2 separate regions of the Mus musculus genome follow, and region 1 is linked to region 2. A link is a loop called in an ENCODE intact Hi-C map of the cell type or tissue named here. Cell type or tissue: left cerebral cortex. All regions are shown on one strand.

Region 1 (8,000 bases), 280 kb after region 2:
AAATATCAGCTAAAAATTGTCAGTGGCTTTTTTTTTCTGAGAAAAATAGTGATCTTGGAGGAAGCAGGTAATTTACAGATATAGCATTCAGACTCAATGTTCAGCATCTGTAACAGGTGACACACCTACAGAACATGAAAACAGTTTTTAATAAATAATTCATTACTGTCTTAATTTTTGTGGTGTTTTCAAAATTTTCAGAATAAACCCAAAGAAAATAAACATAAACCTATAATTTTATGCATCTGAAAATAAAAGAGAGACATAACTATTTGAATAGAAAAGTTAGGAGACATTGCAAATGCCCACAAAGTAAGACCAAGAAGTTCCACAAAGCAAAGAGTGGAGTTTGGAGAAGGCAAAGAAACCTCAGTTTCATAAAATAAGTTGCCTCTGTTTTTAATTTTTTTTAAATAAGACAAACCATAGAAATACAACATGACAAGTATATCTGCTGTTCTAACAAAACTTCTAAATAGCAAAGGCGGATCTGTCTTAAGAGTTGGGGAAAAGCTAAGGACAAGACCACAGATGGGTTTATCTCTTAGCTACAATCCATTGGCTGCATCGTTCATTTTGGAACCATTTCTTCTGTAACAATCATGCTATCGCTTCTGTCGCTTTACTACTCAGACCTTCTTGTCCATCCAATGATTCAGTTTCAAAGAAGTGTGTTCTTTCCATGTTTGGTATCCTTTGACACATCTCTGCTGATCGTCACTGAAGAAGCCATAGTTGCCCGCACGGCCTGTGCTAACCTCTCAGGGTCTGTCCTTCCCACTTTCTCACAGGAGAGCTTCTCACTGCTGGTTCACTTTCCCTAGAGCTCTAAAGGACTAGAGTGGGCACTGTCAGTCACTAAGCTTTGCTTTGGTCAGCGGTTCCAGGGGAAGGATACCCATACAGGGTATCATCTCCCTAGATCAGTGGCTCTCAACCTGTGGCTAGCGACCCCTGTGGGGGGTTGGATATCAGATATTTATATTACAATTCATAACAGTACAGTTATGAAGTAGCGGTGAAATGATTTTTATGGTTGGGGTCATTACAACCTGAGGAACTATTAAAGGGTCACAGCATTAGGAAGGTTGAGAAGCACTGCCCTAGGTTGACAGTCCTCCTGGGCAGAGGGCTACTTCTTCTTGCAGATGCCTCTAAGAGGTTGGATGAGGCAGGGGCATGTAAGAAGTCCCAGGCTCCCTAGTCACATTAGAACTGAGCTTGGCACAAAGCTGCCCTTCCACTAATTTCTCCTTTCCTGAAGACAGGACTACCATGTTATTTAGAGGACACATCTCATCCATTATACAGAAGGAAGTAACACAGCCAGCTTTCTGTGTATCAGAATTGAGGACCAGCCCAGCTGGGCTGGCAACCCTTCAATTAATTATGTTGCTAATTACTACACAGCCTGCTCATTCATCCAACATCATTCGACAAATATCTCTAACCCTCATTGATGGTGATCTTGGAGACTTTCCAGGGCTCTCTAGGGAGGACCAGTGCTGTCTTCTGCAGTGACCCATTCCAGAAGCCCAGCTGTCTCTGTTTCCTTCTTTTTCTTTCCTTCCTTCTTCCTTACATAATTCCTTCTTTTTTTCCTGGTAAGTTTTGATATATTGCCCAAGCTGGCATCAAATTTATGTGCTCAAGCAATCCTCCACTGCAGTCTCTCCAGTAGCTCTAACCACAGGCACACGCCCTCACGATAGCCAGATGTCTCCATTTGTTTGTGGTTTTCTCTACTCTCCTTCTACTGCCAAGTCAGTCTACCATATAGTTTTCCAAAAATTCTTTAGAATTCTGATCTGCTGATTAAATCTCTTTTTCCAGAACCTTCTATCCTGTAAGGACATATTACCCTGTTCCCGTTCCGCTAGTTTTTCTCCAAGGTGGAGGAGTAGAAAAGTGTGTGCAAGTGCTTAGTTTGTCATTGTGATATAGTTGTGAAGTTCTAAGTTTGATTTGTTTCTTGCTTTCTAGAATTTTCTGAATAAATTTCCAAGACAGGCATGGGCATTCCAGGATATCCAAAAATTTTGAGCACCTTTTCTCATAAACAATAGCTGGGTATAAAATTATGATCTCACTGTATTCTCATCTCAGAATTCTCTAAGTGCTGTCTCCCTGTTTCTGAAGTTACCACTGATGAAAAACTGCCTTGACTTCCGTTGGCTTGGATACTTAGATTTTCCCCACATAGCATCACATTTTACAAAGCATTTTCAGAATGTAGCTCATGTGGGTTTTTTTTCACAACCTTGTTTCACACCTCTTATTCTCATTCAATGCAGAAGAGATAACCTCTGCCCGTTTTTACTGCCTATACACTTTCTCTAAAATATCCCAGCTTCTAATAAATTTTTTCTTTGGGTACTGCACATTTCTTTGATGAAACTATAGGCCCTCTATCACCCCATCTTTAGGCTGAGCTGTCAAATAAAGTGTCATTCTCTTATGAGCTTCCAATATGCCCTTCCATACATCCTTTCAAAGTACTCAAGGAGGGGTCAAAGATTTCTGTATGTAACTTAGACACTTATTTGTTTCAATAATACTCTAACAGCTCTATCTATTTAATATACCCTTATGATTCCCTGCTGCAGGGACATGGGATAAGTTCTTCCTCATGCCTCAGCCATAGTCTACCTGGCGTCTTCTTAGGTTTCTCTACTCTTCCTGTGATATTCTCTCCTTCACCTGTACACACTCAGGCAATGCCATCTCCTCAGATGGAATTCTCTACTGTCTTTACCACTTCCCATGGGGTCTTATCTCTAACCTGGCTCCCTCATTCCAGTCCATTTAATGACTCATTAACACATTACATTCAACATGTACAATGCACAACTGGCTATTCGATCTATGTCTGAGGTTCCTTCTCAGAAAATGGCATTTAACTGTTCCAACATGGTCACCTGCTTGTCATTCTTGCTTTCTCCCACATACTCATATCAGATGGCTTGATGAATCATCTCTTACTTGCACCCATCTCATGACCATTTCTCTGGCTTAGACTACATTGGCATCCCAGAATCCTGTAGTGGTCTCCTAACTGATCTTTTTCATTAGTCTTCCTCTCCTGCTATTCATTGTCCTCATGATCTCTAGGGACTCCCGTTTTAAAAAAAAAAATACACATTAAAAAATACACATAAAGAAGCCTTTATCTTCTTATGGCATCGTCCTTACTTAGAAGTGACACTGTATTTATCCTCCTTTTCAGTTTCTATATATGGCTGAAGTGATTCATATAAACAATCCTCTCTTCTGGAAATCACTCTCTGCTTTGCTTGTGCCTTATCAGCTCAATCTTTGTTGTTGTCGTTGTTGCTGTTGATATTCTAACTTTACAGAGATGGTTTCTGTCACAACAATGGGTAGCATTTTCTTTCCATTTTTGTTATTTGAAGATTCACTTTATTTTTATTTATGTATATGTCTGTGTATGTGTGCACATGGGTATATGCACATAGATGTCATACCTGCAGAGGCTAGAAGAGGGCGTCTGAGCACCCTGGAGCTGGAGTTAGGAGTAGTGAGCCCCCCAGCGTGGGTACTGGGATCTGAACCTAGGCTCTCCATAAGAGCAGCGAGTGCTTGGAACTGCTGGCTCATCTCTCCAACCCCGGCCCTTTGGTTTTGAGACTTTATCCAGGCAGTTACTTCAGCCTGGGTGACAACTTCCCTTCTCACCCATCAAGCCACATTTTTCTCCTAATACCTACATACTCTTCAAGCTGGCAAAAATGATGATTTCTGGAAAGTCTCCACTGATTCTCCCCAAGCCAATCAACACTGCCTCTGGCAGCCTTTCCCTTCTGGTACAGCGCTTTACACAGTGAGCTCTTGCGTGTGTTCTGCCTCTAAGGTAGACTCTGCTGCCTTCTACTTCAGTGATTGTTTGGTGTGCTATGGCAAGCTATCATCAGGCCACATCTGTCTCGACAGTTTAAAGTGTATATATCCAGTCTGCATTTGTCTGTAGACAATCCCCTAACTTCAACTCCAAACCATTTTGTAACTGCTACCCTGGTTCCATAGAGCTTTTCAACTTTGATAAGAAAACCAGTAAGAAAATTTCTCTCCTTTCCCTTCCCTTCCCTTCCCTTCCCTTCCCTTCCCTTCCCTTCCCTTCCCTTCCCTTCCCTTCCCTTCCCTCTTTTATTCAACCTCTCCTCTGGTCTATTCACCCTCATGGATGCACTCTAAGTTCTGTTTGAGGCATGTTAACTCTAATTTAAAAATCTCTCAGCTGTAAGAAAAGAGAAAGAAAAGAAATCCATTTTCTCTTTGCTGAAATTGAGATCCACTGCTAGTTGTAGGAAGGGCAATCAGGAGAGTTGGCCTTCAGCATTTGGCTGTCCTTGGGTTCAGACCTATGTTCTTCTACCCTGTTTCCAACCCTGATCTGTGTAGATCATGAGCAATGAGCTTGTTTGCCCTGCTGTGTGTGATTTCAGGCTGCTGAGCTGTTATCAAAGGAACGTTTGCAACTGGTGCTTCTCCAGGGCCCACACTTAAGTCACTGTCTTAAGGTTACAGGGGTCTCTGTCAGGTGTCCTTCACCTCCCACTGCAGCCCTGACATCTCCTGCACCGACAGACACTGGCCTCCCTATTTGCCCCTTCACTCTGAACTGTGAAAGTGCTTAAGGTTCTAAAATGCAGTTAGCAACCATCAATAACTCCTAAGTCAGGTAGAAGTCTGTTCATTCTTAGTCGTTTAACTGAGAACTTAAAATCATCTTAACCCATTTAGGAAAAAAACATAATCTTACATTAATGGCACTTATCTCATTCCTAGTATGCCACAAATTATGTAATTCCTGTGTGTGAGAAACTTGAACAGCCCACGATGCCTTTACATTGGGGCTCCCCCTACTGGTCAGCAGTGGGCCTGTCTGAGGAACCACTCCTCTGGAGGAGAACCCGGAAGCTTCAGCAAAAGCCCAGAGGCTGGACACTAAGAAAAAGGGGGAACCCAACTGGGGCTGGACACCAGGAAAAATGAGTGTGCCTGGGCTAGGTTAAAATGTTTTTATCTTACCTGGTTAATTCAAAGGTCTAAGTGCCCTCAGCATTTCTTAGTGATCTGACAAAGAATTTGCACCTATCAGTTCCTGTTGGAGCCCATGGATGGTCTAACCTTGGTCTGGACTCTGAAAGAGCAGTATAGGAGCCTCCAGAGAAAGAAAGGATTGAGGATACACGGAGAGGAGAGTACTGACTGCCGATTGTAACTGGCTGCTGCCCCTGGAGTCGAGAGGCTGGATCAACCCGTACTTATGAGCAGAGCTCTCTGGGAAAAACACGCGCGTGTTTCTCACGTTCCTTAAAGGAGATAAATTGAGACAATTTAATACCCAATCAAATCTTAATGATTTTACCTTCCATACTGTGCACGATAACTTCAAAGCTGTAGTCTAGTCAGTATATTTTGACTTGAAATTTGGTATTATGAAGTTTAGACCACAAGAAGGTATAGGCTAGTGGCCAATGAGATGGCTCAGAGGGCAAGGATGCTTGCTGCCAACCCTGAAGACCAAATTCAATCCTTAGAGCCCATATCGTGGGTAGGTAGAACTGAGCCTGGCAAGTTGTCCTCAGCCCTACCTTCATATTGCACACAAATAAATGTGGAAACAAATGTTAAAGAAGGGGGCATGCTGTTTAGGATCAAAAGCTTTGATGAGAAATAGGAGAATAAATCTCTTCCCCGGGCTTGTGGTGCTCTCACCATAAATGGTTTCTAAATCTGACCTTTATTTTCCAAGTTACCTCAGGCGACAAATCCAGAGAGTAATTACGATGTGTGTGTGCATGCGTGCACACACTATTTCAATAGTCATTGCTCTGTATGTACACAGATGTGTTTCCATTTGAGATTGCCATCAAAGTGTCATTAAGAAAATGCTTTAGAAATTATTAATTAGCTAAAATAATGTTTTCCTTGCATCAAATGGACAGGGATGTCGCCTAATTATCCTTTTGTTGTGGGTTAAATGCTTAGCAGTTTCCCTTATGTGAATTGGGCAAAGCCACGATTTTTCCTCATAAGCCTGCTCATTCAGTCTTAGATTGTCCTTTCATTTCACTTGAGACTTAACTGCGGATTAGGCCTCTTCAGAAAATATGAATATTTGAAAGAGCATTGGAACATTTCCACAGGACTGGGAGGTAACAACATTTAAAGGACAGAGTACATTGTTTTAAGCATTTTAGATTAAAGTGAGCTATCTTCGGACACATAAGCTGTAGACAAGTGACCTTTGTCCCACCTTCCCTTAGGCTAGCTGACACCCACAGCCCTGGAGTCTCTGTCTTATGGATATTTTTCAAGGAATATACTTTAGTCCTCTTTGGCTGTGCCTTATGCCCCTTCCAGTCAGTACAGTTAAAGTGAGAGATGCACAACCCATCTAAGTGTGGTGGAACACAGGAGTTGCAATCCCCGGACTCAGAAGGCAGAGAGGTTAAAAGTTCAGGGCCAGCCTGGACTGCTCAATCTCACACAACAAACAAACAAAGCTAACAGCACGAATCTCCTCTTCCTCTTAGCTGGGATGCAGACTGGCCAGTGAGAACAATTCCCAGAGTTTTGTGGCTGTGAATACAAAGGCAAGAAGGAGATGTCCTTTCTTACTTTGGAGCATCTCTGGGAGGCAACCAGGGTGTCAGCAAATAGTAATTGTGAACAGAGATGACACTGAACTCTGGCTGAGAAATGTAGGAACCAAGTATTTGAAGGAGGCTCAGGGTGAACCCGGTTTAGGGCTACATCTCAGCCCCACAAAGTGTCTTTGTTAGGGAGAGTGTGTGGATTTCTATCATTTGCTTTAGAGACACAGTTCCAACTAGTTACTAATAGAAATTTTGATAATAATGTGATTTCTATTTTTCATTCTGCTAACACTGTGTGTTCCATTTATGAATCTGTCTGTGTTGAAACATCCTCACATTACAGAGATAAAGCTTATTTGGTCATGGGACATGACTATTTTCATATACTGTTGAGTTCAGCCCTCTAGACTTTCACTGAGAATTTCTAATGTTTATGTTCACCAGGAATGCTATAGGAATCAAAATCTCAAAGTACCAACACTAAAACAGATCTGTTATCGATCTGTTATCTATCTATCTATCTATCTATCCATCCATCATCTCCCTATCCATCTATTTCAAACCTGTCATTCATCATAAATACAACTTTTATTTGTTTACTGTACTTTTAATAAACTAGAGAATGATAAGAACTATAGACATCTTTTAAAAAAAGAAATTTCAAAGCCTGAATCTTAAAGCCAGGGCATCAGAGTCCGCCCGGTGAGATGCACACCTAAGAGATCACTCCTGTCATATGAAGAAGCTGAGGGAGAGGAGCTGGGAATACCTGTGGGCCTTGACCTCCTCTGAATGTCAGAGTTGGAAACTAGATACATCCCAACATCCAATGATGTGACATCCATTGAACTATAGTCATGTTGAGCATTTCCAGTCAAGAATCTCCTCATACAGATCGAGCTAGGATGACATTCATTTTTGTTAAGCTCCTGTTATTAACAGATTATCCGTTGTTCTGGTATTTATTGCTCGAGTCTGATTTAAGGTGGAGGAACTCTGAAGAAATGATGAGGGCATAGCTGTTTAGACTAGAAGTGAGGTGCTTCTCCCATGCACACAATATGTGTTCTCCTTTGCCTTCTCTGTATTTCTCAGCTCTCAATCCTAGATGTTAAAATTCCACTGAAGAGACCCAGGGAAAGCACAGAGCTTAGGAGATAGCCTCTCACCTTCATAGACCACAATGTCTTTTTGTTGAGCAAAATGAAGCTTGACCCAAGAGGAAATACTCTGAATAACCCAGTAGGCAGGCTGGCACTGCCAGGGGCCATTTGACTATTGTTACTGCATCTGAAAATCAGGACTGTTGAGTTTCTGCAAGTAATCCCTCCTCGCGTTTCAGTACTATCGTATTTAATACAGTCCCTTGCTTCAGAG
Region 2 (8,000 bases):
AAGTTCTTATGCAGTGACCTGTTGAGTCTGGACAACAGGTCCTTCTTCTGGACACAAAGGCTGTTCTGTGCTATTCCCCAAGGACACAAGAATGAAGTGATTAAAGACCCCTAAAACTCTTATCTAGAGCCGCTCGCATTGAATGTGGCCTCATACAGTGCAGGGAGAGACCCATTTCAAGCCATCAGTCTGAGACATACAGGCCGGCCCTGGGCTCTGAGGTACAATTAAATATAGTGAAACATTTAGTACTAATCCCCTTCATTTTTGCTTTGCCCTACTAAACTTTATTTTCACAAGATGGGATTGCTTCTTCTTACTCCAGTAACGTCTGTTTGAGGGCATGGTATATCTACAGACCTGGATCTGATTTTCTGTGGAACTTTCTGAAATCATGTAAAAGCAAGAAGGTTTTGAGGTAACTCGAAACACAACTACTTTAAAAAAAAAAGTATGGAAAAAAAAAAAAGAAAAAGAAAAAGTCATAAACTTTAAGGCCGCCCTGTCCTTTACTATGAAGAAAATCTCCTTGGATTGTTTATCCAGTAGAGGAGTTTTATAAAGCAATTTATGGTGGTTACAAAAATAACTGCACAGTAGGCTTCATGGTTTGGTGAATTTAATTTTCCAAGTGTCGGAACAATGTCTTTGTTTTAACATTCACAGTGGAGTGGGTTTTTTTTTTTTTTATTGAATGCATAAATTTAAGCTCACTGAATTATATGAGAAACTCTTATTTAAGAGGACCCAACCTGTGGAGCCTGGATTATGGGATTATTTAATGAAAATTTCCCCACGGGTTCTTTTCATCTTGACTCTGAACTTGGAGTTTGATGTTTGTGAGAAGGACTGAAGACTGAAGTCTCTATGTGAGAAAACCCCACACAGGCTGTCTTGAAGCTGCTGTTCATTTTGGCTACTTATATTTACCTAATATTCAGAAGAAGGGTCTGGTTAGACTGTTGTAAGTTGTCCCAAATTTGCAATATAGAATTTCTATGCATACTTAAGACCACACACACACACACACACACACACACACACACACACACACACGCAGGGGCAGGGGCAGGGGCAGGGGCAGGAAAAAACAACAACAAAACCAAACTTTTTATTTGCACCCTGAAGAAAGTTAGAGAAGAGAAAAATATAGGTGATACTTTTGATGCTTAGTGATATGGGGAGTCAAAACATGTCTAGTCTGTCTGTCTGTCTGTCTGTCTGTCTGTCTCTCTCCTTCTTTGTCACTATTTGTCCTAACAGTTTGCGGTGGGAGTGCCCCCTACTGTCCTCACAAAAGGAGAAAGCTTTCGCTTTAAGGAAGTTTGAAGAAATCTCTTCGAGAGGGAGTTTGAGAGTTAGAAATTTCTGTTGCTGAGGTGTTTCTTTATTTCCACCATCAAGATGAAAATAGAAATGTAAGCTGTGTTTCCAGAGTAGAGTATAAATCCATCTTTGAAAAAAAATTATAGTAAAATGAAAATGAATTTGTTACTCAAAATCTCTAGACAGGATATTATTCTTATTGATTTAAAGTGTTTTAATGTTCCTACCAAACACCCTAAAAATGTTTCTGTGTGGGGACTTATATATATAACAACTCAGCACACTCCAGTAGAAGTATTTGGGTATGAAACTCCTCCTTGTTGAATTTGAAAAGCATCCCCCATGACTTAATGGAGCAGAGAGTATTAATACGACAAATGTCTATGGCTTGTGTGTCATGGGATAGTACTCATTCCAAGTGAACAATATCCACTGCTATTGCACGAGTGGTATGACTATAAAAGGGAGTGTACATCCTTTTCCTTTCTTCAAAATGTAAACATCTTTACTGGAAGTCAAGACTGGATCTCTCTACTGTAGTTCCAGGGCAGGTGAGCTTTGAACTGAATGAAAAGGGCCCGCTCCCCGTTTGTCTATTACATCAGTACCAACTAAAAGGTATTCTATTTTCCTTACAGAGACAAAGGATACATATTTGTAAAGTATTTAAATAAACTACACACGAACATGTGTATGTTCACATATATACACTCCTTTTGGTATCTTTGGGGCCATTTGTCCCATCCCCCTGCATGTATCACACTTTGCAGATGCTCCAGTCTCTCCTATAAAATAGTACAATATTCACACATAACTGAAAGCATCCTCCTCTGCACTTTAAATCATGTATGCATTATTTATAATGTGTGATAGGACATAAATGTTATGTAAAGAGCTCCTACAGTATTGTCAAAGGAATAATAGCAGAAAAAGTCAGGACATATTCAGCACAGATGCAATTTTTTTTTCTGTAAGTTTCATGCAGTTGGCTGAGCCTCTGGGTATACAACCTATAGATACAGAGGGCCTGCTGTGCATCTGTCTGTCTTCTATCTATTTATACATCCACACATGCACACAAGCACACATGCGCATAAGTGGCTCCTTGAATACTCTATGCCTTTATTTGGACCATATTTAGAAGCATTTACTATGTTGTCTTTAGTACTACCATGTCCCATATCTTAATTCCCATCATTAGCAAGACTGGACCATTTCGGTCAAGAATATCACATTATCACATACAGAAATGATGAACAAGTACTTAGTGTGAAGACTTGAAGCTCCTAACTTCATCAAAATATGAAACATTTTGACCTTACAACATCATAGATCATGGCCTTCTTTTTCAAGGCCACTGGAGCGATGACTTGAACAAAGGCACTTCTGGTTTCTGGGAGAGCGCTGCATCTCGTGGCAGCTGGGAACAGCTGCACAGCACCTCCAGGAGCCAATCCTACCCTCTGGGCCACCATCCCTTTCTTTCACAAAGAGTTTGAAACTTAAGCTAAAGGAGGTGCAGATCCTGGCCACCCATGCAAGGTCATATGGAGTGAAGTCCAGAGACAATGAATGTCCTTGAGTAAGCAAAGAACCAGGGCCAAGAGGACTCTGAGCCTAGGGAGTCCACGTGTGTAGAGAAAAAGGGAGGCATTTCCTCCATGACTATAATTCCCAGGAGCTCTGAGTGACTAGACACTTCCCACCTGCTCTCATTGTCTGGAATTCTGGGCTTTCTCCCCCATAGATATCATTGGCAACTTAATCAGCTGTGCATGTGTGTGTGTGTGTGTGTGTGTGTGTGTGTGTGTGCTATACATGTATGTGTGTGTGGAAGTAGAAATACAATAGAAGGGGGAGGGATGGCATTTGTATGAAGAACTTCATTAAATGGTTGGGGAATATCTAAGAAATGCTGGTTATAGAAGAATTGCAATACCTCTTGCAAAACCTCAGGTCTGCACTTCCTTGTGTGTACGTCCCCTTATGATCTGAGGGTCAGAGCATGCAGATACACTTTGTGTGTGAACGTGAAGACAATCTCTGGGTGGAAATCCTCCCACAGCGTTATGATCTCCTGCTCCCCGTCCCCCTTTTAACAGAAAACACGCTGGCCCAAATATTTGTCTCACATAAATAAACTGGTTGATTGGCCAGGGAAGAATAAGCGCCAAGTCTGTATTTTAGAGGGGTCATGGGAATAAAGTCAGCCTGTGCAATTAATGACAACAGGGGCTAACCTTACATAGACCAGATGTTCACATCATGAAGAGTGTTGGTCACAAAGCAAACAACCGTCCTTGATATAAACAACCATAAGAAGTGGTTGTCTCTCTATGGGACACATTTAAGCAAATATAAATTGTACCCACCATCAGTTCCATGTCTGGGTCCAGGCAGGGACCCTGTATACTTAGATATTTTTTTGGGGGGGGGGGAGAGGAAAAGAGCGTTACCCTCACCTAATAGAGATGCGGCATATAAAGAGAACTTGTTTTGCCAGACACAGTGACTCACCTTGTAACCCAGAACTATGGAGGTTGAATAAGGAAGACCTCAAGCTTGAAGCTAGTTTGGTTCCCTAGTGAGGAACTACATAAAAAACAACACCCCCCAAAACAAACAAACAAAAAACAAAACAAAAAACCCAAAATATAAAACAAGGCGATCTAGTGTAGTTTCTTGGTCTCTATTTCCCAACAATATGAAACCCTGGGTGTCTAGGAATTTTGTTATCTTCAAGCCATGAGTTAAAATTGTGCAAGTTTCTTACCAGACATGTGCCTTTTATATACACGCACAAGAAAGAAGCAACACTTCTGCCCTCTAGCCTTCGCCTTGGTCAGAGGCTTAACACTTGAGAGCTTGTGTTGATTTGATTTCTGTGGGATATATGGATACAACTAATAAGCAAACATATGTGAACCCAGTGCTCAGATCTCGCCTAATTCCTGCTTCCAACGATAGATACAACTCTTGAGTAGCTGATATTTCTCAGGCACCTGAACACGTACGATTGTCCAACGCCTCTCTTGAGTTCCACACTGCAGAGTACAGTTTTAGCCGGTCTCAGGAGTTGTCAGACAATGGCAGATGTCTGGCAGGAAGGGGGGAGTGTTTATTAATAATGCAGTTAAGTACTTGCCATTAGGAATGCAAGAGAGAGTCTTTGAAAGGATATAAACAAAATTCCTTCTCGCTCGTGAGCCACCTACTTTGAATGTGTTGTGTAGCGCCACCTAGTGGTAAAATACTCAGTAAATTTCCCTGACAACTTCCAGACTAATTGTGTTTGAAGGAAAGGAAAGGAAAGGAAAGGAAAGGGGAAGGGGGGGAAGGGGAAGGGGAAGGGGAAGGGGAAAGGAAGAAATAATAATGAACTTAGATAGCAGGTATAGGCTTCGTAGCCCAGCTGCTGTACTGATCTCTTTAGGTATGGGTGGTTCTCTCTCTCTCTCTCTCTCTCTCTCTCTCTCTCTCTCTCTCGGCAGTTTATTTGTTGGAGAGAAATAAAAGACTTGACTTGACAATAAACCCAAAAAGCAAGATACAAATGATTAGAGGATTTATATTAGACATGTGCATGAGGAAGGAATGCCATATGCCCAGATTACTTTTGTTAGTGCATTTTGCCTCTGTTTCTGAAAGCTGGCTTCAGATGAAAACGCTTCCAGATGACTTTATTGCAGGCTTATTCCTTCCCCTGCGTGGTGCAGCTCTGGAGGAGGGTCTTAATAGAACAGGAGGCATACAGAAGCCAGCTTAACCCTTCCAGCGCTTGTCCTGTGCCTACCAAGTGCAGGACAACTCTTGGGATGGTGATGACATCAGTTAGGGATGCATTTCTGGGCCTGTGGATAGGTGGGGTCAGGTTAAAACAGCAGAAGGAGTAGGGACATGACTGGAAGCCTGGCAGAAGTGAGCTTAATTAGTTAACCCAGGGGCCTCTTTTGCTGAGATCTTCTACGTTGTCCTGATATTATTCATTGAACATAATATTCTTTCATCTGTGGGTATTCATCCACCCCCATCCCCTGTGTCCAGAACCCATGTAAATAAGACAGTCCCAAGATTCCAAATTGAGCTTTGCAACACACTGGTGCAGTGTGACTTTTGAAAAATGTCAAGGTGGCCTAAAACCTGGTAAGGCGCATAATCTCTTTCACATGGGAGAAGACAACAGTGACTCATTATTAAGAAGCATATACATTTAGGGAGGTGTTCTCTTAATTGGGGCCTAGAACAGAAGAATACGTGTTTGTGGAGACAAATTAGGCACACATGGATGCTGCAGATGGTTGAATGAATGGCATTATGTGGCAGCCTCCATATAACTGAAGTTCCACTTACCTGTGCTCAATCATAGTCTAAAAACACATCAATGGGGCAATCCAGAGACAAACAATTCACGATTCTCAAATTTGGAGCCTTTTTGGATAGCAGGATGTGGCATGGCGTTCTATGGGACATGAGTCACCCCTGTGTCTAGTGTACTTAGCAACCATCTCCCTTCCCAACTCCACTGTCCTAGTATCCTCCGTGCTTCTGGGTAACCAATCTTTAGTCTACTTAATATGAGACAAAGCCCAGGAGTTGGTATGTTGGACATGAAGAAGAAGAGGTGCAAAGGGCTTCCCTTAAGTGAAAAGTCCAAATCTGAGTCAAGGGAGAGATTTCTCTCGAATGCTGGGTTCGTGAGGTCTGTAGCATGATGAGTCTTCTGTCTGCAGAATTCTGAAGGAAAAAAAAAAAAGAAACCTGTACAATTTTTTCTTGTATGCTTCAAAGTGCAGAAGCTGTGGCCACAGCGTGGAAGTGCTCAGTGGCGAGGTAAAAGCCATTACATTTATGTGTGAGTGCATATAAGTGGTTTGCACTTAGTGCTACGTTATGTCGGGCACTCTCTGGGGTTCTTGGAAGAACTCTAGGGTGAATAGAGGGAGAGGTAGGTTCTCATGTTTGTATGTGTTGTTTCTTGTTTGCAGATGGCATCTCTGCATGTAGCCCAGACTGGCTGTCTCAGCCTCCCAAGTGTTGGGGTTATAGGCATGTGCTACCACATTCAGTCTAGTTAACTGAGATGGATACCTTGGCTTTCACCAGCGTGTTGTACTTGATCTGCACCTGTGTAATGATGCCTCCCTGGGAGGAGTAGTTTATATACCAAGAATTTCTTTGTGCTATTTTGTGTATCTTAAATAGCTAAGATTATCCTAAACCCCCAAATGAAGACATCAAAGGAGCCAGGAAGCGCTTAGGGAACAGAAAAGGCAGCTTGCGCTTAGGTGCTCTGCACACAATGCTGTGTCTCAAGCTCCCTTACCCTGGAGGCCGCTGCGGGCTGGCTGCCTCCCTTCTTGCAGTGCCTCTCGGTCCCAGGCAGGATGAGCCTCCCCTCGACTGGTTTTTGGGGACAGGGAGCCATGGTACAGATGACAGGACTTGAGGAAGATGAAGAGCCAAAATAGGAGTCAGGCAAATGAGACACTTGGCTTTAAAAATTTTTTAAAAAAATATCTATCTATCTATCTATCTATCTATCTATCTATCTATCTATCTATCTATCATCTCTCTCTCTCTCTATCTATCTATCTATCTATATATATATATATATATATATCCATCTATCTAGCATCTATCATTTTTATGTGCAGGTGTTTTGCCTGCACGTAATGTCTGTGTACCATGTGCATAACCTGCAGAAGTCAGAAGACGGTGTTGATCCCCTGGAACTGGAGTTACAGGTGGTTGCAGATTACCATGTGTGTGCTGAGAACCAAACCCAATTTCTCTGCAAGATCAACAAGTGCTCTTAAGTGCTGAGCCATCTCTCCAGAGTCACCCCCCCACCTTTTTTTTTTTTTTCATTTTTAACTACAAACATATGAGAAGTAGGTCTCAGAGCTGGGGAAGCTGGTTATGGGGTATAGACGTTAGTAGGGTTGATAACATGGCTTGGAATATCCTGACCAGCCTATATAAATCTCCCCACTAAATGGGCTCAATATCTTTGCTATGGTGTAGACACTCCCAGAGCAACCTGAAGCTATTTCTACATTCCAGGTTGGAAGAGATGGAGAGATCCATTACAGAGTGCAGGAGAGCCATGGTGGAGGACACATCCTATAGCTAAGTGGCTTCCTTGCTGAGTTCACTGTCTGTACTGCCAGCATTATCAGACTTGAAACCCCTGCCTAGGTGGCATACTGTCATTTTGTGCTTCCGTTTTTAACTGCACAGTTGTGTTATCTGGGCTTCTCATTCAACAGAGTGCTGACAAATCTTCCTTCAAACATCTCCCCTCTGGTATTTATAACAACTGTAAAAATAGCTTTATCCACATTACTTTTTTTTTTTTTGGCTTAAAGCAAAGCAACAGAAGCTCCTTCCAGAGCCCCCAGGAAGCCAGTAGCTTTTCCTTTCAAAGGCTGATTGGCCAGTCTTTGGTGAATCTGGTTTAGGCATCTTTGTAGATGCTTGTGCAAATAAGATTAATTCTGTGAGTCAATACCAATCAATTCTCTACTATTGGCATCCTTTGCCATTTTAATGGGTAACAACGTGCCTAAAAGTTATTTATTTATTTTTTGTCAAAACAGCAAACCAGCTATGTGAAACGTGTAACAGGTATCTGACAAAGCTCACCACTTTAGGTGTAAAGTAGCTGAAACCCA

The links. A loop is a pair of places that touch in the nucleus more often than their neighbours do. Peaks named below come from ENCODE experiments on the same cell type or tissue, not always from the same donor. Only the 100,000 strongest peaks of a DNase experiment are listed, where the experiment ranks them.
Region 1: it touches region 2 in a loop (7-fold over the local background); 14 of 42 quality-filtered maps call a loop at or near these places.

What each region holds. Positions count from the first base shown.
Region 1 is chr11:64,713,991-64,721,990 of GRCm38, forward strand. Gm30305 (a long non-coding RNA gene) reads right to left here and starts at 5,268. Exons shown (of 4, transcript XR_879925.1): 1 at 5,050-5,268. In left cerebral cortex, a CTCF peak has its summit at 4,890 (motif pointing left); DNase peaks (open chromatin) are centred at 1,391 and 4,882.
Region 2 is chr11:64,437,838-64,445,837 of GRCm38, forward strand. All of the region lies in intron 1 of Hs3st3a1 (heparan sulfate (glucosamine) 3-O-sulfotransferase 3A1), which reads left to right. Among named protein-coding and RNA genes, the nearest start is that of F930015N05Rik, 5.2 kb to the left of the region's middle. In left cerebral cortex, CTCF peaks have their summits at 1,294 (motif pointing left) and 4,552 (motif pointing left); DNase peaks (open chromatin) are centred at 140, 4,200 and 4,557.